Linked DNA regions of Mus musculus: region 2 is linked to region 1. The links are chromatin loops, found by intact Hi-C in ENCODE. Cell type or tissue: heart. All regions are shown on one strand. Each heading gives the region's core, and the rest is flanking DNA. Links, peaks and the distances in the headings are about the cores only. Region 1 holds the start of Gtf2a1 (general transcription factor II A, 1). Region 2 holds the start of Sel1l (sel-1 suppressor of lin-12-like (C. elegans)).

Evidence for each region. Peaks named below come from ENCODE experiments on the same cell type or tissue, not always from the same donor. Only the 100,000 strongest peaks of a DNase experiment are listed, where the experiment ranks them.
Region 2: it touches region 1 in a loop (3-fold over the local background); 3 of 42 quality-filtered maps call a loop at or near these places.

The regions. Positions count from the first base shown.
Region 1 is chr12:91,585,068-91,596,414 of GRCm38, reverse strand. It overlaps Gtf2a1 (general transcription factor II A, 1), which reads left to right and starts at 6,766. Exons shown (of 9, transcript NM_031391.2): 1 at 6,766-6,880; 2 at 9,614-9,715. The coding sequence starts at 6,851. In heart, for the core only: CTCF peaks have their summits at 6,134 and 8,176; DNase peaks (open chromatin) are centred at 6,164, 6,384, 7,144, 7,944 and 1 weaker place; H3K4me3 peaks cover 4,204 bases; H3K27ac peaks cover 3,952 bases.
Region 2 is chr12:91,845,553-91,856,643 of GRCm38, reverse strand. It overlaps Sel1l (sel-1 suppressor of lin-12-like (C. elegans)), which reads left to right and starts at 7,487. Exons shown (of 21, transcript NM_001039089.1): 1 at 7,487-7,685. The coding sequence starts at 7,613. In heart, for the core only: no CTCF peak of the experiment used is centred there; a DNase peak (open chromatin) is centred at 7,363; H3K4me3 peaks cover 1,758 bases; H3K27ac peaks cover 637 bases.

The sequences.
Region 1 (11,347 bases), core at 1,729-9,728:
AGCTAACCAGAACCAAAGAATCTTCACAAATTAGCAATAGCCCTGAAAAAAGTCTTTAATTTTCCCTCTGAAATTTCTCAAGCCAGGCCTCCATCTTCTGCACTGTTCTCAACATTATCTTCCAAGCTCCTACACAACATCTGACAGAGCTCTTAACACTGAATGGATCTTCTAGCCCAAAGTTCCAAAGTCCTTCCACAGTCCTCCCCAAAACATGGTCAGGTTGTCACAGGAATACCCCAGTATGATGGTACCAATTTGGGTTTCTATTCCTGCACAAACATCATGACCAAGAAGCAAGTTGGGGAGGAAAGGGTTTATTCAGCTTACACTTCCATCCTGCTGTTTATCACCAAGTCAGGACTGGAACTCAAGCAGGTCAGAAAGCAGGAGTTGATGCAGAGGCAGTGGAGGGATGTTCTTTACTGGCTTGCTTCCCCTGGCTTGCTCAGCCTGCTCTCTTATAGAACCCAAGACTACCAGCCTAGGGATGGTCCCACCTACAAGGGGCCTTTCCCCCTTGATCACTAATTGAGAAAATGCCTTAAAGTTGGATCTCATGGAGGCATTTCCTCAACTGAAGCTCCTTTTTCTGTGGTAATTCCAGCTGTGTCAAGTTGACACAAAACTAGCCAGTACAATGGTTTTACAAATTGTGGCTCTGGTGGGGCAGCTCACATGGGCAATGGCAGCACTCACAAGGTGGAGGCAGGAGGATTTCCATGAGTTCAAGGACAGTCTGGGCTACATAGTGAGTACAAACAGTATAGAAACTAGGGAACACTGAGGAGATGATGACTGGGCTCCTGATACTGGGAATAAGCAAGGAAGAGAGATTATTTGCAGTCTATAAAGAAACAAGACACATGTGGAGAACAGACTCACATCATTATTGAGGCCCAGAGATCCAGTGACCAGCCATCTGCACGTGGAAGACCTGGGAGATTCCAATGACTTGGAAAAATCTCAGAGCCAGTGGTATAAGACCAGGCCTAAATCTGTAGGACTGAGAACTAAAGCGAGAGACAGAAACGTAAGGGTATCGTGCTCTAAGTTCCCAGGCCGATCTTAAAACCCTGAGAACCAGAAATGCTGAAATTCTAGGAAGACAGATGCTTCACCAGAAACGCGCAGAAGTGAATTCACCTCCGTTCTGTCTTTCTGTCCCCCTCTGGCCATTGACAGATAGGATAAGAATTCCCATCCTGATTGTAATCTGTAGTATTTGTTTTACTTATGCAAATGCCACTGAAAAAACTTGTCTTGGTGACTTTCAAATATTTGTGACTAAAATACCCGCGGGAACAATTTAAAGCCGAGGGAAGATTATTTTAATTCATAGTTTCAGACTCTCAGGGGAGGGAGGGTAAGGCAGAACCGACTGAATCACATCACAGTGGGAAAGCAGAGGAAACAAGGCTTACACAAAGGGCCTAGGGCAAGACCTAACCTCCAAGGGAGGGAATGCCTCTAGTGGCCCATTTTCTGGGTAGGCCCCATTTCCTACTTGACAACAACCCCCAATAATACAACGCACATTATCCCTTTATTAAGAGACTAATCTGTCTATTAGAACAGAGCCTCAAGAATCCAATCACTTACTAAAACCCCATCCATTGGCAGCCAAGCGTCCAATGCATATCCAAACCACAATACACCTCCACAGACACACTCATAAATAATATTTTATTACTTATCTCAACGTTCATTAGCACAGGCAAATTAACACAAGGCAGTTAACCGTTACAGGATTCTATCCAGCGACTGTGGCTGTATGGAACCGGTTTAAGTAGTTTAAAGGCTAGTTTCCAGTGCCATGGAAAAAAATACTTGTTTAAGCTACTTAACGCGTGATACTTGGTTAAAACAGGATTTAAATTCTTCTCTTTGGTTATCTGTAGGAAAAGATATTCCACATTTGGCTTGGATGAATACTACTTGTGAATTTTATTTGGAGGGGTTTTTTGTTTTGTTTTGAGACAAGGTTTTTATGTAACTCAGGTTGGATATGAACTTATGGCCAGCGCTGAGCTTTTGTGACTTTTGCTCTGGCCTCACTTGATGAGATTACAGGCTCCCAGCACTATGTTCAGTTTTAGACAGTGCTGGGCATAGAACCCAGAGCTTCATGTGAACTATGTAATCTACTGAATTACATGCTGGGTTCCTACAGAAGTATTTTTTTGTACCATTTATTATGGAGCTGTTATAGGGTACCCACGAGAGAAGCCTACTCACAGGTCTAAGCCAACGGAGTCTTTATTAGCCCGCTGGCAAGTACAGTGGGTGTTGGGGATTTCAGTGTCACCCCAAGCCTTTTTCAGGGTGAGCTTTTAAGCTCAAAACCATTATCTTGGTTTGTCATACTTCACTTAACAAGAACAGTTAGCTAAAAACTACAGAACCTAAGAAACAAGGTTAGTACTTTAGAGATTTTTCTATGGACTTTGATGGGTTAGGTCTTTGTTTCGGCTGGTGGTGCTGTTATATGCTGGGTTTTATGGTCTCAAAGGTACTTTCATCAGAGTCAGTTGTGCTAAAATCTGGGGGGGTCTGTTACAGCATCAGTACTGTCTCCAAGCAACCTTGACTCCTCTTAGGGAAAAATAGTTCAAGATCACAATCCAGAAACAAGTGTTACTCGAAGTTACTGGATTGGTCATTTTTTAAGCTCTTTGAGATACATATTTTATGAAATAAATAATTGAGGCTTTGTTCTTGTTTTAAGGAAGGCTTTTCCTGCTCGTGGCTTAAAATTAGAAAACAGACCTTCTCAAAAGCAGTGGCCCTGAAATATCACACACAATCTAGGTACTACTGGTACTGAAATATCACACACGATCTAGGTACTACTGGTACTGAAATATCACACACAATCTAGGTACTACTGGTACTGAAATATCACACACAATCTAGGTACTACTGGTACTTGTTGCCGCTAGGTTGACTTCAAGTAGCTCATCATGAGTCTTAAAGACTCAATACTAGTGAATTTTGTTTCTGCTCTGTATTGTCTTAAATATGTATTTCTTCTCTCCCATGTTGACAAGAGATTAGCATTTCAATCTGTAGACTATGTAAGGATCATTTTAATCATTTGGGTATCATCATGGAGGTCCTGGTCTCCAGAACATATAGGGTTTTTTGTTGTTGTTGTTCTTGCTGTTGTTGTTCTATTGAGAGAAAATGTCTTGTTTTCTTCCTAAAAAGACAGCTATAATGTAGTCTAGTATGTTTAATTATTAATACAGGAGACACTAACAAAATGCACTATTGTTGTTACAGAGTATTGTTGTTACTATTGTAGCACAGAGTAGAACTCTCAGGCATTTGTGACTAACTCTCTTGTTTTTTTCTGTTTGAGACAGGATCTCTCTACATATTACTGACTGTCCTAGAACTCACGGAGATCCTCCTGCCTCTGCCTAAAATCAAAGGTGTGCCTACCATCCCTGGCTAATACAGATATTTTTATCTGCCTATATAAAATATTTTGAAGTTAGAGAAAGATATTCATTACAAAAAAAGGCACTACATACATTAAAAATATAAGCTGTATCTACATTCATTAAAAATATAAACTTAGGGGCTGGATAGTTGGCTCAGCGGGTAAGAGCACTGACTGCTCTTCCAGAGGTCCTGAGTTTAAATCCCAGCAACCACAAGGAGGCTCATAACCACCCGTAATGAGATCTGACGCCCTCTTCTGGTGTGTCTGAAGACAGCTACAGTGTACTCATATAAATAAAGTAAATACATCTTTCAAAAATATTATATAAACTCAAAATTGGAAATCCAGTGTGTTTTATACAAAGGGCTATTACAATTAGAAGGCATTCAAGCTTTAGAAGAAAGGAGGAGGGTCAGTTAAAAAGAAACATGATACAGTTTTGCTTGAGCGCCTTCTGGACAGTCTTGTCTTGGAAGTTAAACATTAAGTTCCAGAATTTTTATATAAGATCAGAAAATATCTGAAGCTGGTTGACATACACTCACTGTGACTACAGGGGTGCTACAGCTAATTGAAGAAGTAGAGACAATACACTGGAATGGAATCCTTGGTGGTTTCTTACAGGCACGTGGGCACTGAAAGGGGAAGAGGTTTGGGGAAACCCACTGTGTGTTAGGCATCATTGCAATCTAGACTGTATAGACATGGGAAGAGCCTCCAGTAGTCTGATTGTATTGTTTTTTTTTTTCTAGAAGTTTACTTGTATTTCTGTATATACATGTGTATTCCTGTACTTGTGTGCTCAGGTACTTGAGGAGCTGGAGCCGTGCTGCTTTCAGTCTCCTGATGTCCCCAGGAAGAGCACTTTTAACTGAGGAGCCATCTCTCTCTCTCTCTCTCTCTCTCTTTTTTTTTGTTTTTTCGAGACAGGGTTTCTCTGTGTAGCCCTGGCTGTCCTGGAACTCACTCTGTAGAACGAGGCTGGCTTCGAACTCAGAATTCCGCCTGCCTCTGCCTCCCAAGTGCTGGGATTAAAGGCGTGTGCCACCACGGCCGGCTTGCATGGAGTCTTAAAAAATCAGAGTGAGACTCACTGGGAATGGGCCTCCCGGTTTTTCATGATAACGGTAACCTTAATATTTAAAAAAAACCCAAAATGTTCAAAGTGTTGATTGGATCACAATTTCAAATACTTATGTCCTGTGAATTATTTTCTAGTGCTCCAGACCAGACACACCTTGCAGGGAACTGTTGAGCCACTATTTAGTGGCCAAATGTACTGTGGCACTTGCCTTTAATGCCAGCACTCAAAGAGCAGAGGAAGGTGGATCTCTGTGAGTTCAAGGCCAGCTAGGACTACAAGGATTCTGTGTAGTCCTGGAACTTGTAGACCCTGTCTCAAACAAACAAAAAAAGAGAAAAAGAAAAAAAAAAAAAAAGAAATTAAAGGAGAGAATGGAGCTAATGTTGAAGAAATCCTAGAGTCAAGTGTGGTGGCATGCCTTTGATCCCAGCACTGGGAAAGTAGAGGCAGGCAGTTCTCTGAGTTACAGGAAAGCCAGAGAAACCCTGAGGTGAAAAAAAAATTCTCTCAAGAGAAGGTTTATGTCCAGCTTCTTAGTATGCATGGTCCCAGTCTTCGCTAATCCCCTTCCCTGAGGTCATAGGAAACAATCTGTAGTCTTTCCATGCTCTTCTAGTCTTTGATATTTCACTTATCTGGCTTCACTGGCATAGAATGACATTGTCTGATTGCTTTTTGAACATAAAATGCCCACGTCCACATTACATTTTGTCCCCATATTCCTAGGACCAGGGAAAGTGGCAGTTGTTAAATTCTGCCTACCAAACAGGAATCTGTTCCGTAAAATATTGATACAAAGGCAGAATTTGCTTGCACGTCCCAGGTCAAACTCCCGATGAATTGCACTCCAAGATACCAACAGACTCTGCCTGATCTCTTGGGACAGGCCAGGCAAGTTGATGAGTCAACGGCATGGGTTTCAGATGTGGTTAGTCACTGTGTGCTGGCCAGTGTGCAAATCACAGCACTCTGGTAACATTAAAAACAGAGCAGTAATGTATGTCAGGGAGTCAAATATGTAGTAGTTGTATCCGAGTTCCTTTTCTTTTTTCGTCATTTCTACCACCCTAAGAAGTCATCTAAAGTACTTTTGAGTTGGTAGAGGCTGACTCTTTGGGGCATTTTAGCCAAACCACCTAATAGTTTAATTTTGTACAGACAAACGGCTGGAAACACCTACAGGCGTCCCTAATTCTGTAAAGTAGACAGAGGGAGAACAAAGCTTTCCTAGCCTTTGGACTTATACACAACTTCACGAGGTCTGTCCTTTGCAAGAGGCGCGAACTTCCTCCTCATCCGACCTAAGCTCACGAATCAAAAGATGACTCCGCATTTAAAAACTGTCCCAAGCCCCAGCGCGCGGGAGCCGGAAGCCGCGCCACGTGACCCGCCGTCCCTCCGCAGCCATCCTCCGGGGAAGCCTATCGCTTCGGCGGCTACTCCCACTCCTCCGCTCCACCGGAGCGGCTGCGCGTCCACCCGACGCAGCGCTAGGTACCCTTGATCGCTGGCTTCCCTCAATACCCCAGCCTCCTCCGGAGGACGCCTCCCGGTCCAACCGGTCGCCACCACCACCGCCACGGACCGCTTCCGCCAGGGTGCGGACCACGTGATCGCGCGAGCCATAGGGGGGTGGGGAAAAGGCCGCGGCGCGCGCCTTCTTTACTCCAGGCCCGCGGCCCCGCCCACCCGGCCACCCAGCCGGGGCGGGGGGGAGGGGGGGGAAAAGAAACCTGGCGACGCCCCGGGCGCGCGTGCGCACGCGGTTCTCGCGGTGTCTCGCGCTCGGCCCCGCCCCCCGCTGCCCCCGCCCTTTCCGCCCCTCCCTCCCTCCGCCCTGTCTCTCGGCGGCGGCGGCGGCGGCGGCTCGCGCAGCTCGTTGGCTCGCTATATAAAGGGGAGAAGCAGGCGGACCGGACGGCTGGAGCTGCAGCCGGTGGCGGCAGCGGTGGCGCGGGGAGCGGTGACCGGTGTTGGTTTCCCTCCTCGGCGCCGAGTGGGGAGCGGGTGACGCCCCCTAACCCCCTAAGGGGTCGTGGCTAATTTTTTCCCCCATTTTTTCTTTTTTCTTTAGGCGATTCTCGAGGTTTTTAGCTGCGGGAGGAGTGCCCCCCTCCTCCTGCTCTCCCGCCTCTTACTCCTTCTGGATCGGTTTTGTTGAGAGATTTTTTTTTTTTTGCCCCACTCTTGGCGGGTGACTTGGGTCACCCTCCGGGTCTCAGTTGTTTTTTTTTTTTTTTCTTTTTTTTTTTTTTTTTAAATTTTTTTTTCCTTTCTTTCTATCTCGTTCCCTCTTGTTTGTGTTGTGTGTGGAAATGGCGAACTCGGCAAACACAAACACCGTGGTAAGGACGTGGTGCGGTGGCCGGCGGGGGCTGCGAAGGTTCCGGCGGCAGGCAACGGCTGGCTGGGACGGACGGACGGACGGGCGGGCGGGCGGGGGCGGGCCCGGGCGAGGCGGCGCTCCCGACCGGGTCCCCTCCGCCCTCCACCGCCGCCGCTGCCCGCCGCGGGCCTGGCCGGGCGGGGGGGACGCCGAGGACTGGCGGGAGGAGGGCGGCGGGGGCCGGGAGCGCCGCGGGGCGGGCCACGCAGGCCGTTGGGGCCCTGGCTTGCCGACCCCGGGGCGCGGACGGGCGGGCGATGGCCCCACGCGGGGACCCGGACCCGGCCAGTCCCCGAGCGAGCGGCTGCGGGTCGAGCCCCGCGTCTGGGGAAGCCTCTCGGATACCGCCGAGGCCGGGCGTGCCTTCGGGGGCTCTCCGGAGGTGGTGCTTTGGGAGAGCCTCCTTTGGGGCCGATTTTACTAATCCTCCGAAAGGAAAGAAAGAAAGAAAAAAAAAAAGACAAAAAAATTATGAAGGTTGGAAAGCACTTATCTCGGTTCCTCCCCAGTGGGTAAAATGGCGAAGGGGAAGCAAAACCCCCGCGGTATCTTCGACTAGCCTAAGCACCAGAACAAACAAAGCCTACATGAATGGCCCAAGAGTCCCCGCTTTCGCCTCGAGATTTGCCTACTTCTTCCCGTTGCTCCCTTTTTTAAAAAGGAGCAAAAAAAAATTTTTTTTTGGTTACTTGCGATCACGTAGGTTTGCAAAAAGCAGTCACATAAAAATAACCTTTTAAAAGAGTCACCAACGCAATGTGATCACTAGGCCACCCCATCTCTTGATTTCTTTTTATGACAATAAAGCACAATATTTGTTTTTTTGTTTGTTTATTTTTAAAAAAAATTTTTTTTTTTCATTTTGCCCGGTCCCAAACGCCGCAGAGCAGCCTGCGGCTGCCCGACACTATACCGTTGGCGACTCGGGTCGATCCATCATGGCTGCGGCCGCTTACCCTGCTTTTCAGTGCCTGCGCCTTGTGGTCCTCCTCCCTTTGGCTGCCCTGTTTATATAGAGCCATTGCCGCTCTCTAATATAGACTCTGCCAGGATGGGAAGGTGCTTTTCAGGCCTACGTCACCGCCTCTCCATTTAAACACCAGATCCGGCTTTAAATAGTGAGAGCTGCTGAGCGCGGGGCTGGGAGGTGCGTGCTCCCGAGGCGAGAGGAGCCGGCGTGCGGAGCTCATTTTATTTCTAGGCTCCTTTCACGCCGAGATTTCGCTCCGGAGCCGGGAGGCTGTTGTCACGGACCCGAGTGTTTTGCTGTGGCCGCTAGAGTGTACTGCCTTTGTTTGTAGTGGGAAGTAGGCCAGAATTGCAGCCTCGTTTTGTTCTTTCTCCCTTCCCTTTATAAGAGTTTCATTTTAAATCGTTTTAGATCAGATAAAATGATTTCCTCCCCCCCACCCGCCCCCTTGGAGGAGATACGGTCAACATTCTCGGCTTAAAAAAAAAATGCGTTGTACATTAAATGTTTCCGGAGGAGGACTTGAGTTTGGTGGTGTGTTCTTAATACCCAAGGCATGAAGCTTTTCAAAGAAATAGTGACTGACTCTCCCCTGTGAGATCTGTGCTCACAATCTATTGCTTGATGTGTGTGTAGAGGCACAGCCTAAACTGAGCTTTAAGAATTAAAGATTAAGTGGTGGTTTTAATTTTACCAGTGGCTAGCATGGTATCTAGTATAAAAATCCACCTAGGTGACCTAATATTGTGCCTAAAAATTAGCATCTTCTAAAAGGAACCTTTATTAATCACTTGCTAATGCTACATGCAGTCTCTAATTCGCCAGTTTCAGAGTTTGGAATACTGTTTTAAAAGGACAGATCTAAATGACCTTGTATGCCATAAAGACAAAAGCCTGCTGCAGTGAAGTTTAGAATTTAGCATTTCCCTTTTTCCTTCAACAACGGCGCTTCTGAATGGGTTAAGTTGTAGGCTGGTTGCTGAATGATTAATTACATAGTAGCAGAGAAGGGCATTGCCTGCTTCAAGTGTTGGACTCTCCAAGGAAAGGGTTTTAGGGTAACTGATTTCAGAAACATTAAAACATCTGGTTTGCTGGAAATTGATCCTACTAATTTAAAATTACATGGCCAGTATAGAGTTTAGTGGTGTAGCCTGAAGGTAGACCAGGACAGGGAAAAAAACCAAGGTAGCTTTTGTATAATCAAACGCTGATAAGACTGCTGGGTATGACCAGGAGACGACTTGTGAACAAAAAGTTCCCCAACATCTAAGACCTGGAAAGGCTGTGAGATGGGACAGGCGTTAAATCAAGCAGGGCTAGTAGGAACCAGGAGTGACCATGAACTGTTATTAATCATGATGGTAGACATTTTGGTCACCATCAAGGAAATTACTGGAATTTGTGTTGACTGTGCATAAAGAACTTTGGTTTATGAACTACTTTGCCCAGCCTTACAGTTTTCTGTCATTGTCAAATTTAGTTTACAGTGTCTCAGTATATTGATCAGGCTGGCCTGGAACTCTGATATCCTCCTGTCTTTGCCTCCAGAGTGATAAGCCTGGCTTAGGATTGTAGTATCTTTAATTAAAGTCACAATTTAAAATAAATTTTAGATAGTTGGCCAAATGGCTTGTATTTAATAATTATTTAATTATTTCTCAAAGCCTACTATAACATTTTGAAATCAGTCTTTTATTGAATCTTATTTTTCCTTTAAAGCCTAAATTGTATAGATCTGTGATTGAAGATGTTATTAATGACGTACGAGACATTTTTCTGGATGACGGAGTGGATGAACAAGTCCTGATGGAACTAAAAACTGTGAGTTTGTCTCTTTTTAAAAGAATAGTTCAGTAATAAAGAACTTTTCTATAGGATGAATGTTTGACTTTAAGGAGAGACAGTATAGTGCAGTGAAGGGTATTGATTTAAACCTCAACTGTCCCTTCTATACTTCCTCTAACTGGGTAGGTAGATAACTTATATTTCAGCTTTCTTCCCTATAAGATAGGAATTGGTAGTACAGACTCATGGGGTGGTTGTTCTTAGGATTAAGTGTACTAAGTATAGAGAATACCTATCAAAATGCCTAATAATAGTTTTACTTGTTCACATGTGGTATTTTATGGTCCAGTTGCTTGACATGTCAGTAATAGTATTTAATTTTTTGTATTCCTATATTTGTAATCTAAAATTTGTTTATGATGGAGCGATTGAACAAATGCTTGATAAAAGAATGTAAGTACTAGAGTAAAATCCTTTTATGTACACCAAATGCTCCTTTTACATATTAAACACTGAGCTAGTTTTTCTTCTTAGGTTTATGAATAAATACTTAGATTTTTAAAATGGCATTTGTGTGGGCACTGGAGACATGGCTCAGTGCTTAAGAGTCTGGCTGTTCTTCCAGAGGGACTGGGACCGGTTCACAGCACCCACGTGGTGGCTCACAATGGTCTGTAAGTACAGTCCCAGGAGACGCCCTCTTTTGGTCTCCAGACATTAGTCAGCACACGAGTGGTGCACAGACAGTCATGTAGGCTGTCTTAGTCAGGGTTTCTATTCCTGCACAAACATCATGACCAAGAAACAAGCTGGGGAGGAAAGGGTTTATTCAGCTTACAATTTCATACTGCTGTTTATCACCAAGGAAGTCAGGACTGGAACTCAAAACAGGGCAGGAAGCAGGAGCTGATGCAGAGGCCATGGAGGGATGTTTCTTACTGGCTTGCTTCCCCTGGCTTGCTCAGCCTGCTCTCTTATACAACCAAGACTACCAGCCCAGAGATGGTCCTACCTACAAGGGGCCTTTCCCCCTTGATCACTAATTGAGAAAATGCCTTACAGCTGGATCTCATGGAGGCACTTCCTCAACTGAAGCTCCTTTCTCTGTGATAACTCCAGCTGTGTCAAGTTGACACAAAAGTAGCCAGTACATAGGCCAAACACTTGTACACACACAGTGCTCTTGTCTCTGGTGGTAGCATGAGGTGAAACTGGAGGGGTTTTGTACTTGTTGGACCCGATTTGAACATTTCGTAGTTTATTATTCTTTCATTTAAAAGTTGCATCATGTGTGGTTGGGGAAGTGACTCATCAAGTAAATGAAGAAGGTCTGAGTTGACATCTCCTTCACCACATAGAAGGTGGGTATGACCACATGTGCCTGTCACCCACTGTTGGGGGATGGAGACTGTGGGTTCCAGGAGCTTGGTGACCAGCCTGAAACTCCAGGTTTCAGTGAAAGACCTGTCTCCACGCAAGGGTGGAGAGTGATGGAGAGGACAGTAAACATCCTTCTAAAGGCTTCACATGCATGCATACAAACATTGTCTCCAAGAGAATCATTAGCTCAGTTCAGCACCTTACATGCCTAGTGCTTACCATGCCTTTCTTGTAGATTCTGTTCATGTGCAGCAGGGTTCCTTTAGGTATGTTTACTGTGCTGAGACT
Region 2 (11,091 bases), core at 3,092-11,091, 260 kb before region 1:
TACAAATAGCGTGGTTGATAGTCAGTAGCCCCCCTTACATATCATACATGTAGTGGGTTGGCCTGATGCTGCTTATATTCTAATGCTAATATTGCCGCCCCCCCCCCCAAGAACTGGTTGTCCCAGAGATGAGAGAATTTCCACATAAAACCAAGTGACACTGTGTGACTTTGCCCCCAGTTTATTTCTCATTGGTAAATAAAGATGCCAACAGCCAATAGCTAGGCAGAAGAGACATAGGTAGGGTTTAGGTCTCCTGAACTTGGGATGGAGGAGAACCATGAAGAGAAGAAGAAGGTCCAGGAGGAGGAAAGAGAAGCCACGATGGGTCAGGAGTCAAGAAATCGTGGCCCTGAGAGCTGGCCAATAGGAGTTATGAGCAGCCCAGATGAAACATAATAAGTAATAACTTGGGGATGTTGATAGGAAAGTAGATTATAATACCATAGAGGGTAGATATCTGACCAGCTCTAGTGCTGATTAAGGCTTATTGTAAATATAAAGGTTGTGTGTTGTTGTTTAGTTTTGTTTTTTTAATAGTCAAAAGGCAAGGTAGAAACTCCAGATTGGGATTTAAAAATTCTACAACAAATATAGTCAATTACACCCTTTTGATGTAATTCAGACAAGATGGGGACCTCCTATACTGAGGCAGAATCCAGTTACATAACCTAAAGAAAGCCAGTCCAAAGGTGAAGATGAAATATAATATACCTAAGGACAACATAAAGAAACAGGAGAAGCAGATGTCCTCCTAATGCGATATGCATGTGCCTATAGAACACGGAAGCAACCACTCTGTAGCTGTGCGAAGGCTGCCACTGCAGAGCCCGAAAACTCTCCAGCTTCCAGCTCAGAAAGCTTCTCTCTTTCCATCTCCTTTCCCTGAAATCCTAAGTGCCTGCTGGCCCCTAAGTCCGAGGTGTTTTCTCTCTCTCTCTCTCTCTCTCTCCTCTTTCTGAAGCAACCCTTACAGAGAGAGAGAGAGAGAGCACAGCTGCACACACAGCTCTACTGCTAAGCGTGTCTACTCTCTGACTTCCAACTCAAAGCATCTCACTTTCCCTCTCACCCCTCTTTCTGTCTCCCTTGGCCCGGCAGTTGCAGGCATTCCTAGCTTTCCTGCCCTGTTGTTTTCTCTCCGTAACTCTAATAAATCACCTTTGCATTCCTATATGCACGTAGAGATTATTTCATCTACAAGCCCTGCAAAATTGGACCCTGTATATGACAGTAATGGAAGGGAAGCAAGGAGGGAAGAAAGGATCAGAGAGGAAGGAATTTCCATATGAATATAATGTTTTGAATGCAAAATTGACTAGTTAGACCATTCACTCCAGCATTGACAACTCTGAATTGAAAGGGGTTTCCAAGTGTTGTTTCCTTGTAATATCAGCAAATCCATTCTTGCTGCAAGTTAGTTTGACCTAAGAGAAGAAAAAAAAAACCTATTCAAAGACTAAACCCAAAGATGTCTATCCAGTTATTCTGGATATAAAAGCCTCCTTGATTGTCCTTTATCTGATATGATCAATAGTGTCCAGTGAGAAAATATCCCACAAAGTAAATACTACCTCAGACTGGAGCTTGGTAAACAGCCTGAGGGCCTAACACCTTCTGTCAGCTTCTTGCCTTCTGTCAGCTTCAAAGTCAGGTAAAACCACGCCTCCACAATCTATGACCTACACTTAGAACTGCTGTTCTTGAACTATAATGACAGAATGGAACAAGAACATCTGAAGTTGATTTATTAGGATTATTATGATGTACCTTCCAGATGCTGTCCCCACGCTATGAGGGATATGATGAGGTAGAAAGCCATTGTTCAAGTTAATAGCTCAGAATGTAAATGAAGATCATGGTATGCCCTCGGATCTGGTTACTACTTATTGGATTTATACTTTATTTATGGATGAAAAACAAACACGTGAAAAATTACTTTAATGTGCTTCAGCTACATCAAAGAAAGTACTTTGTCTTCTAAGTTCTGAGAACATATCCTGTTTCTCTCTCCCTAATCCGTCCTTGGCAGACACCGCAATACAAATGTGAGCAACCTGTGTACGTTACCAGCTCAAACAGCTCCCTTAGCATAGGAAAGGATATAAGCCTCTAAGAGCTGATGACAGCCACTCCACTCTCAGGATAAAGCTAGGAGCTGTCCCACCATGCGTAAGGGAAAAGTAAGCTGAGTGGTAAGAGGTCACCCGTTGACTTATTGCCCTCTTTCAGGTTTTGTGTCGCGTTGTCATAAAGAGCAAACAGGTTCTCTGAAACTTGGCAGTCTACAACAGTAAGTTAGAAAACTAATAGGGGCCAGACAGAATGGAGACAGCTGAGCAAATACTATGGACTGACAAATAATAGCATTATCACCATGTGCAAGCACAAGAAGTACCTAACCTTAACTGGGGATGCTGGCTGGGAACCTGGAGGAACATGTGCTCAGACTGGATAAGACCACTGAGAATTCACAGCCTTTCCACCCCTCAACTAAACATCATTCAAGGCAGCAGGCTGACCAAATAAATCTGATTTTCCCACAGTCCTGACCCTACTCTGAAAATGTCAAGTTTACCCAGGAAGTCAAGGTCCTGTTAGCATTTTCAAAACAGGTCAGTTATACATTGCTGGCTAGTGGTAAAAAATTCTACCAACTGTAGACCTTTCCAAATCAAGGGACTAAAATGAATTTCCTTCTACCCCTTATAAACAATCTGCAAGAAACAGTAACATTAGTTAAACATGGCACAATATAGAAAGCACTTTCTCTCTGAATTTGGAAACTGTACACCTGACAAGTACATCTATTGATCAACAACTATCTAGTGTTAGTTGAGGGCAATGCCAACACGAGGAGTCATACAAATGATGGCTGATCTTAGCAAGTTTAAATCCATTTAAAGGGCCAGATTGAAAACAGCTGAGGGATATCTAGAGCCATAACTAGGAATGAGGAAAGCGCTAGTTGAAAAAGTCTCAGCAAAGAAGAGATTCATGTAAAATTGGGAAGGATGCCAAGCTTGAGCAAAAGAACAATAAGGGTCTCCGGGAAGAAGGTAAAGAGACGGGAAAGCACAGAGGATGGTATTAAGGTAGAAATCTGCAAGGCAGATGAAAAGAAGCAGAACTCCATCTGTGTAGCAGCTAACCAGGGCTCTAACAGCATAAAGCACTCCGTAAAAACCGTAAGCGAAAAAGAGGAAAATTTCATTGTTTGCAACACATGTATGCATCTTAAGGACAAATGTCAATCTCTGAAAGATAATCACCCCAAGAAGAAGCCAGTGATAGGCAGAGACATTGATTTGACCTAGCTATCCAAAATGTATACATATACTAGAATCTCACACAATGTACCATTAAAAAAAAAAAAAAAAAAAACGTAAGCGAGGGGCTGGAGAGATGGCTCAGTGGTTAAGAGTACTGGCTGCTCTTCCAGAGGTCCTGAGTTCAATTCCCAGCAACCACATGGTGATTCACAATCATCTATAGTGGGTTCTGATGCCCTCTTCTGGTGTGTGTGGAAACAGCATACCCATATACATTAAATAAATAAATCTTTAAAATACTAAAAAAAAAAAAAAAAAAAAAAAAGTAAAAAGTGAGGGGAAAACCACTAGGAGTGAGAACTCTCCAGTCTTAGTCATTAGATAACCACTGTTTCCTGCGTGGGAAGCAGAAGTTTCTTCCCCAAAAGAGAACTTTGAACACAGATTCCTGGTTTATAAGTAAAGGAAGTTCTAAATATTTTGTGTTAAAAGAGAAGCTGATGAAAACTTCAAACAGATATATGAAAGGGATGTTTAAGGAAACATAGCCACTGTCTGTGTCTTAGGTTAGAGTGGAGGGAGGCTGGCATGGGTAAATATGGCTACTAGGATTCAGGTGCATCCAGGGAAGAGAACATGAGGGCCAATAAGGGAGTTTCTAGGGAGAAAGGAAAACAAAACAAAACAAAACAAAACAAATCATACAATACTATGAGTAATTCAATAATATGAAGTAACACAACACAATATCAAAATAGTTAAATGTCATAAAAAAGCACGCTGCTGGCAAATTAATTATTAGTGAAAGTATATTTTAATAGTAATTACATGGTTCAAAAGGACTAGACTTGATAATAGGTAAGATAAAAGGTAGGAAAATAAACCGTTATTTTATTCTCTAGTTTCAAAACAGTGGGTGTTAGGGTTCCTACTGCTGCAATAAGACACCATAACCAAAGGAAAATTGGGGAGGAAAGGGTTTATTTGGCTTACACTTCCATATCACTGTTCATCATTGAAGGAGAGAAGTCTGGACAGGAACTCAAACAGGGCAGGAACCTGGAGGCAGGAGCTGATTCAGAGGCCATGGGGTATGCTGCTTACTGGCTCCCTCCTCACGGCTTGCTCAGCCTGCTTTCTTATAGAACCCACAAATACCAGTCCAAGGATAGCACTACCCACTGTAGGCTGGGCTCTTCCCAATCAATTACTAATTAAGAAATTCCTTACAGACCTGCCTACAGCCTGATTTTATGGAGGCATTTTCTCTCCCCACTTCTTTAGAAATTTCACATCATGCACTCCAATCCCACTCCCCTCCCACTCCCCTCATACCTGCCCTCCACCCTTGTGACCTCTCCTCCCAACAGAGGAAAAAAAATCATTGTGGTAGCTGTAGTGTGTCACAGTGTGCCCCACAGCATACCCTTTTGTCCACACTGCTTTGCTTGCAAATGTTCATCGCAATGAGTCGGTGGTCTGGTTTGAAGCCTCTGGCTTCTGCTACACCATCAATACTGGAACTTCACTGGGACTCCTTTCAGGCATCCTGTTGTTGCCCTGTGTCATGGAGATCCCGTAGTTTTGGATCTGTAGGACTGGCTTCTTTATGCACTCCAGCAGTTCACTGATAGGGTAGATGTTGCAGTGGGCAATTTCAAAGCCCTGGATCTGGGTCTGAGTGGTAGCTAGCTGGTCAGCCTGCCAGCTCTCCTGCACCCACACCACCCAGATGAGCTCTCCTATCTTGCCCTGGCTGGTCCATCCAATGCTGTAGCCAGCAAAGGGCAAAGCCAGGTCTCCTGCTCTCATGTCCTCAGGTCTGGGTCATCCACACCCATGCTGTCAGGACCAGCTCTACTATGCTGCCCAGATAAAGGGCAGGACCCACTTTTCCAAGTGTTGCAGCTGATGAGGGACAGGGCCAGTTCTCCCACTCTCGTGACTCCAGAGCCAGCTCTTCCAACTGCCATAGTTATCAATGGATGAGGGGGGAGGAAGCCATTTCTCCCTCATCCACACCACCACACAGGAGACAACAGTAAGAGCCAGCTCTCCCATGCTCTCACCCTCAGTCTGGCTCACCCAAAATCTTTATTGGAGACACATAGAGATATATAGTTATATATCTATATCTATATCTATCTATATACACATATACAGATATAGATATATCCAGATTGTTAGTAAAGAAACAGCCAACATGACCACTCCATGATAAGGTTAAGGTTTTAGTTGTTTATATAAGCAGGAAAACAGCCAGATGCATCTAGAAGAGTCCAGAACAGAAAGGGAAGCAGGCTGTGTATGGCCTGGCCTAGGAAAGCAGGACAGAGGAAGAGAATCTTGGAGACAGCAAGAGATGGCAGACGGGGAGAATAATAAGGGTTGGGGTGCCTGCAGGAAGAGTAGAGAATAGTGAGCTATAAGGAGGGTGAGTAGCTTCTGGGAGGGAAGGGCCAAGAGACCAATGAGAGAGCTTTGGAATGTACAACAAGTACTTGTGAGCAGAGACTGAGAGCGCCTAGAGGCTGGCATAGGCTTTCCTATACAGCCACAGGTCCAGGTCAATGGAGAGCCGTATGTCACTTCTGCCAGAGGTATGAGAAATGATTCCTTTTGGCAGATGGAAAGCAATTTCACAAGTTTCTGAAGAATGCTGGCTTTTATCAACCCACCAGAAGTCCTCCTGTGGTCCAGCTGGAGCTCATTTCTGAATATTCAGACACCCTGAGATCTAATATTGAGGACCTTAGCTCCATCCTTCAGAACCCAGGTTTTTTAAAAGCAAGCACAGCAGCATGGGCCTGGAATCCCATTACTGTGGCAGAGCAGACATGAGAATCCTTGGGACATCCTAGTTAAACCAGGGTTTGGCTAGATGAATCAACAAGGCCCATGTTGAGACCTTGTCTCAAAAAATAAGGTGGAGAAGGTAGAGATCAATTGAGAACGAACCCTGACATTAACCTCCATCCTATACACCTTTATGCGCATGGTGCACGCACACACACACACTGAGGGGGTGTTGGGGGGCATGGGGGAAACTGTTCCCCATGCCCTCTGATGCAAACGTACAGCAGCTAATTTTTTAACATCTTCCTAAAAATAATGACTGCCAAAAAAGATAGAAAACAAGTGTTCAGAGAAGTCAAGACACTGAGACAGGAAAGACTTTCCCCCCTAACCCCCTGCTGAGTTCTGTATGCAGTGCTGGAAAATAAATCTTAGAAGGATTCAATTTGATTAAGAAGACTGAAAAGCATCAAGATGCTGCCCTGCCACTCAAAGGGATTGTGCGTGCATCGGTACTTACTACATAACTATTGCAATCCCTGAAGTGCCTTGGCTCTCACCTCTGTGGCCACACAAACCATCTAATCCCTTTTCTGGTCAAGGAAAAAGAGAGCATTGCAATATTTCACTAGAGAAGAATGAGGACCAGTGTTTGAAGGGTTTGGGAGAGCTGTTAGAACATTTATTGAGTGGCTAATATATATGGAAGCCTTAGTGAAAACAATCACAGGAGCTGAACTAATCTCCACTGGTAGGAATTTCTTCCCTTTTGTTTTATTAGGGAAATGACAAGCGGCATTGTCTTGTACTGCTGGCTCTGTAAACTTCACGTATTGCTTCACCTAAGCTTTTTTTTTTTAAGACTTAAGTATTTTTTTTAACTAAATATTTAAAATTTTCAGTTCAGGTATAGCTTATTTCTCAGCGTTCATATCATGTCCAGTTCAAGTTCTCAAAATAATTAAAAAGAAATACTTAGCAACCTTGCAAGTTCTTAACCGTTTGATATCTGTTCCTTGATAATTATTCTGGTTCAAACGCAAGAGTCCAGTGAATCATTTTCTTGAAACTCCTTATGCCCTCAGCCACCTGCGGCTTCTAACCTGACTTTATGCTAAACTGCATCTCCCAAGAGCATCGGCCGAGAAAAATCTAGTGCGGTGCATGGTGGGAGTTGTAGTCCTGGATGAGGGTTCCCCCGCCTTCGAGCCGCTGATTCAGGCGCTACCAATTAGCTGGGGCCATGTCGGTGAGGCCGTGGTCCAACCGGGAAAGCTGGTATGACAACTGTACACAATGATTGGCTAAAAGATGACATAGGGGGCGTGACTATGTGTGGGGTGGGGCGATCACGGCCATTGGCCAAGGAGGACGGAGCGGCGGGCGCGGATTGGCTGCGCTCTGGGCCAGGGAGGCCTGGGAAGGGGCGAAGAAGGAACCTGAGCAGGAAGAGCGGCTGCGAGGCGGCGGCACAGAGGCAGCGGCTGAGTTGGTCGCGGCGACGGCGACGGCGACGGCGAGGGCTCTCGACCTTCGAGAGCAGGATGCAGGTCCGCGTCAGGCTGTCGTTGCTGCTGCTCTGCGCGGTGCTCCTGGGCTCGGCAGCCGCGACCTCGGGTCAGTATCGAGCCTCGGGCAGCAGGCCCCGAGCCACCGCCCCCCGACCGCGGTGGAGACAGGGCCACGGGGCTCAGCGGTCTCGGGCACTGCTCGCCCTGACTGTCACTCGCTCTTGCCTTGGGCATCGGTTAGCCTGGGCCGAAGAGGGTGCTTAGGAAACTGGACATAAGGAAGGGCTGGTCACCCTGCCCACACCTCTCCCACGCAGCAAACTTTAGGTGACTTCTGACGAATTAGGAATTGCCCAATTAGGAGGGGATTCCTGACGGCTGGCTTAGACCCTCAGAGATTCCTCTACCTTCACGTAGGTGATGTGTGCACAGGCTCTGGGACACGCTGGGGTTTGCAGTTGACATACCTGGAGCTGTCACTTTTGTGCAGAGCAGGGTTCATCCGGACTAGGATGTTGACAGTGGAGGAATTGCTCAACACCTGATCTGTTAGTCTGGTTTTTAAAAGAAAAAACTCTGATATAATTGTAGTCACTTGTCCCCCGCGTCCTGGGAAAAATGTGACCTCTGCCACGGTGTCCATGGTCTTTGAGTTTGTAGATAGTCATTTTATTTATGGGTTTTGAGACAGACTTAGTTCTTTCAAAATTAATAGAAAATAATGTTGCCCTTTTCTGTAGGTACAAAAAGCCGTGTGCTTTTAAATTGATTTTTCGACTAGCTGACTTACATTACCTCTTTGCAAAGGATTTTCTTTTTTAATGTTTTGATCTGCCTATATCAGAAAACTTACTGTCTTAGAAATGTTTCTCTTAAACGTACTTAGGATGTTTTAGAGTGAATAAACATTGACTCCTGGAAGACTTTGAGATTTTTAATCAGTTTCGCTTAACAAGACAGCTGTTGGGTGGCTTTATACTTTTTTCTGGAACACTGCAAAATGTAAATGTCATCTTTAAAAAAAAACAAAAAAAAACCCGAATTTCCCCAGATGGTTATTTGAATCCCCAGATCCTCCGTTCTAGTTGTAAATGAAAGCCATAATGTCATCCTACTTCTAAAATCGAGTTAGACCAAAATGCTGTCTCCGGTGTGTTTGGAGACACCCTTTCAAATGTGGCAAGCATATGGTAACCACTTTACTGCCAGCATTATGCTTGAGGTTGATCCTGCTTCATTTGAAATGACAGTTTGTGTTGAAGAGCAGTTCTTTAAAGACTACAATACTTGACTCTGGCAGAAATTCTAGCGGGTATTGTTCAAAAGAAGTATGCCGTGGAAGCTGCCCTTGCCTTGGGTAAAGTACCTGATGGGCTGAGTTCCTCTTGGGGTTTTGCTAAGTTTTAGATCTAGAATATACCACATACCCATACATGAACGAGCTCTGTGACTCTTCACACTGAAGCGCGAAGATTCCAGTAATCAAATAGCATAACTTACATCCCTCTGAAATTCCCATCTGCAGAGTTTAAAGGCTGTTCGAACACAACAGTTTTTCCTGCCTCGTCCGTCAGCTCTGTTGCATGTACTTTGAGCTCTGGACAGTAGAGACGCTCTCCGGTTGGTTCTAAGTCTCTTAGCTATTCTACAATACTTAGCACTCAAGTGTTAAATATTAGGGTTGTATGAGTATAAGTGGAGTGCAGAGTTTTAAGAAATGTCTACTCAGAGTTCTGTCACAGCGACAGCCATGCCAAAGCATTTCTCTGGTAGAGGCATAAACTTAGCCCAAGCTACAGTTACAAAACTGCAGGATGTGAGAGAGCGAAGGCCAGTGCCCCTGCTCATGCAAAGCTCCACATTATCAGATTCAGGCCTCCTCTGGGTTAAACTCTTCTATACCTGCGTGGACTTTTTATTTCCATTTCTTATTTCCTAAACAGTATAATAACTGGTTAACACTTAGCTTCTAAGAAGGGATGGACGGTGTCTGCAAATAGTGTCCTACTTTATATAAGGGACTTTGCAGTGCTTGGGTTTGGGCACCCTAGGGTTAGGACATGATGGGGTGTCCCGGGACCTGGCATTTCTATGTATCAAACACTAGCTTTTCTCGACTTACATCTGATAAAGAGCTTTATAAATTAAAGGCTTGGATTTTTCAGCTCTCCATGGCATGCATTCAGTTGCTTATTTTTAACCTCGTTTTTGAAATTTAGATTTAAAGGTTTGCTCTTAATAAAAGTTACATTTTGTTGTAATTTTGTGTTTAATATTAAATCTTATCCAAGGCAGGTTGAACTTACAACCACGTCAGTGACGTCACTGTTGTTAAACATCATCTAATATGTTGGCTTAGCAACATGTAAAAGCATGATACCTGGATTAAAGTTGCTTTCTTTTTCTTGTAAATGAATAAATTGAGAGGACACACACACACACACACACACACACACATTTCTCCATACTTTTCTCAAGGTAACAGTGAAAAGGTGTTCATGTTTCTCACCTAGAAACACGGGCCTCGTTGAGCTGGGAGTGTTCCCTATCGGTTCTGCTAGCTCCCCTCGTGTTCACTGGGGCAGCCTGAGTTCAATGCAGAGACAGGGTGGGGAGAGACTGCGAGAGATTAGGAGAATGGGTGTCACAGTCTTTACATTAGCTACACTGCCAGGTATTTGAGGCAAGTTGTATTAATACATAAGTTCAGAGAGCAGCTTCTGGATAAGCAGGAGATTTCATTTCCTGGTTGTACTGTTCCTTATAAATAACATCACTGTGAATCAACAGACGCATGTTCGTATCCCCTTTTGACAAACTAAGACAGTAGAGGCCAAGCAAGCCTTCTATCCTGAACCACGTGTGTCCAAGTAAGTATGTGAGAAAGCCAGGCCATAGCTTTCCAAGCGTCAGATTTGGGGTGACTTAGGGTCAGGGGTTCCCTAGGACCTGAAGGCAGGTCGGCAGTTCTTCTCGATAACCTCACTGCTCCTTGTGTTTGGAGCTGGACTAGCCTGCTTAACAGACAGGACACATAGCAAAATGAGTTTGTAACGACCACCTCTCCTTGGCAGAATAGCCATGCTCGTGTGCTGTTCTCTAAGCTAGTTTATCGAAAATAAAAATGGATTTTTTTTTTCAAGGAAAGGGGTACAGTTAGTTGAAGTAGTTTGACAAGTAGTTCTACTTTAAATGTAATACTAGTGAGTAATACTTGCGCATGATTGCAGCGTCTTTTCTTTCACTTGAAACCTACCTTCAGAAATAGTTAAGAGCCTCTTACCAGCAGCTTTTGTAAAAGGTGATCTGTGTAACTCGCAGCCGGAAAGAGAGCTTAGCTTCTCCGTAAAGCTACTGCTTGGAGTAGGTTTTCCAGTTCAGTCAATGAGAAAGAATTCTTTTGTTGACCAAGTCATCTTAGTCTGTGCTCCTAGTGTGTGAAAGAAAGCATGATGCAATGCGTGTGAAACCACCCTGTTGTCACAGGCCCTTTCTCCTGGAGTTCAATAACA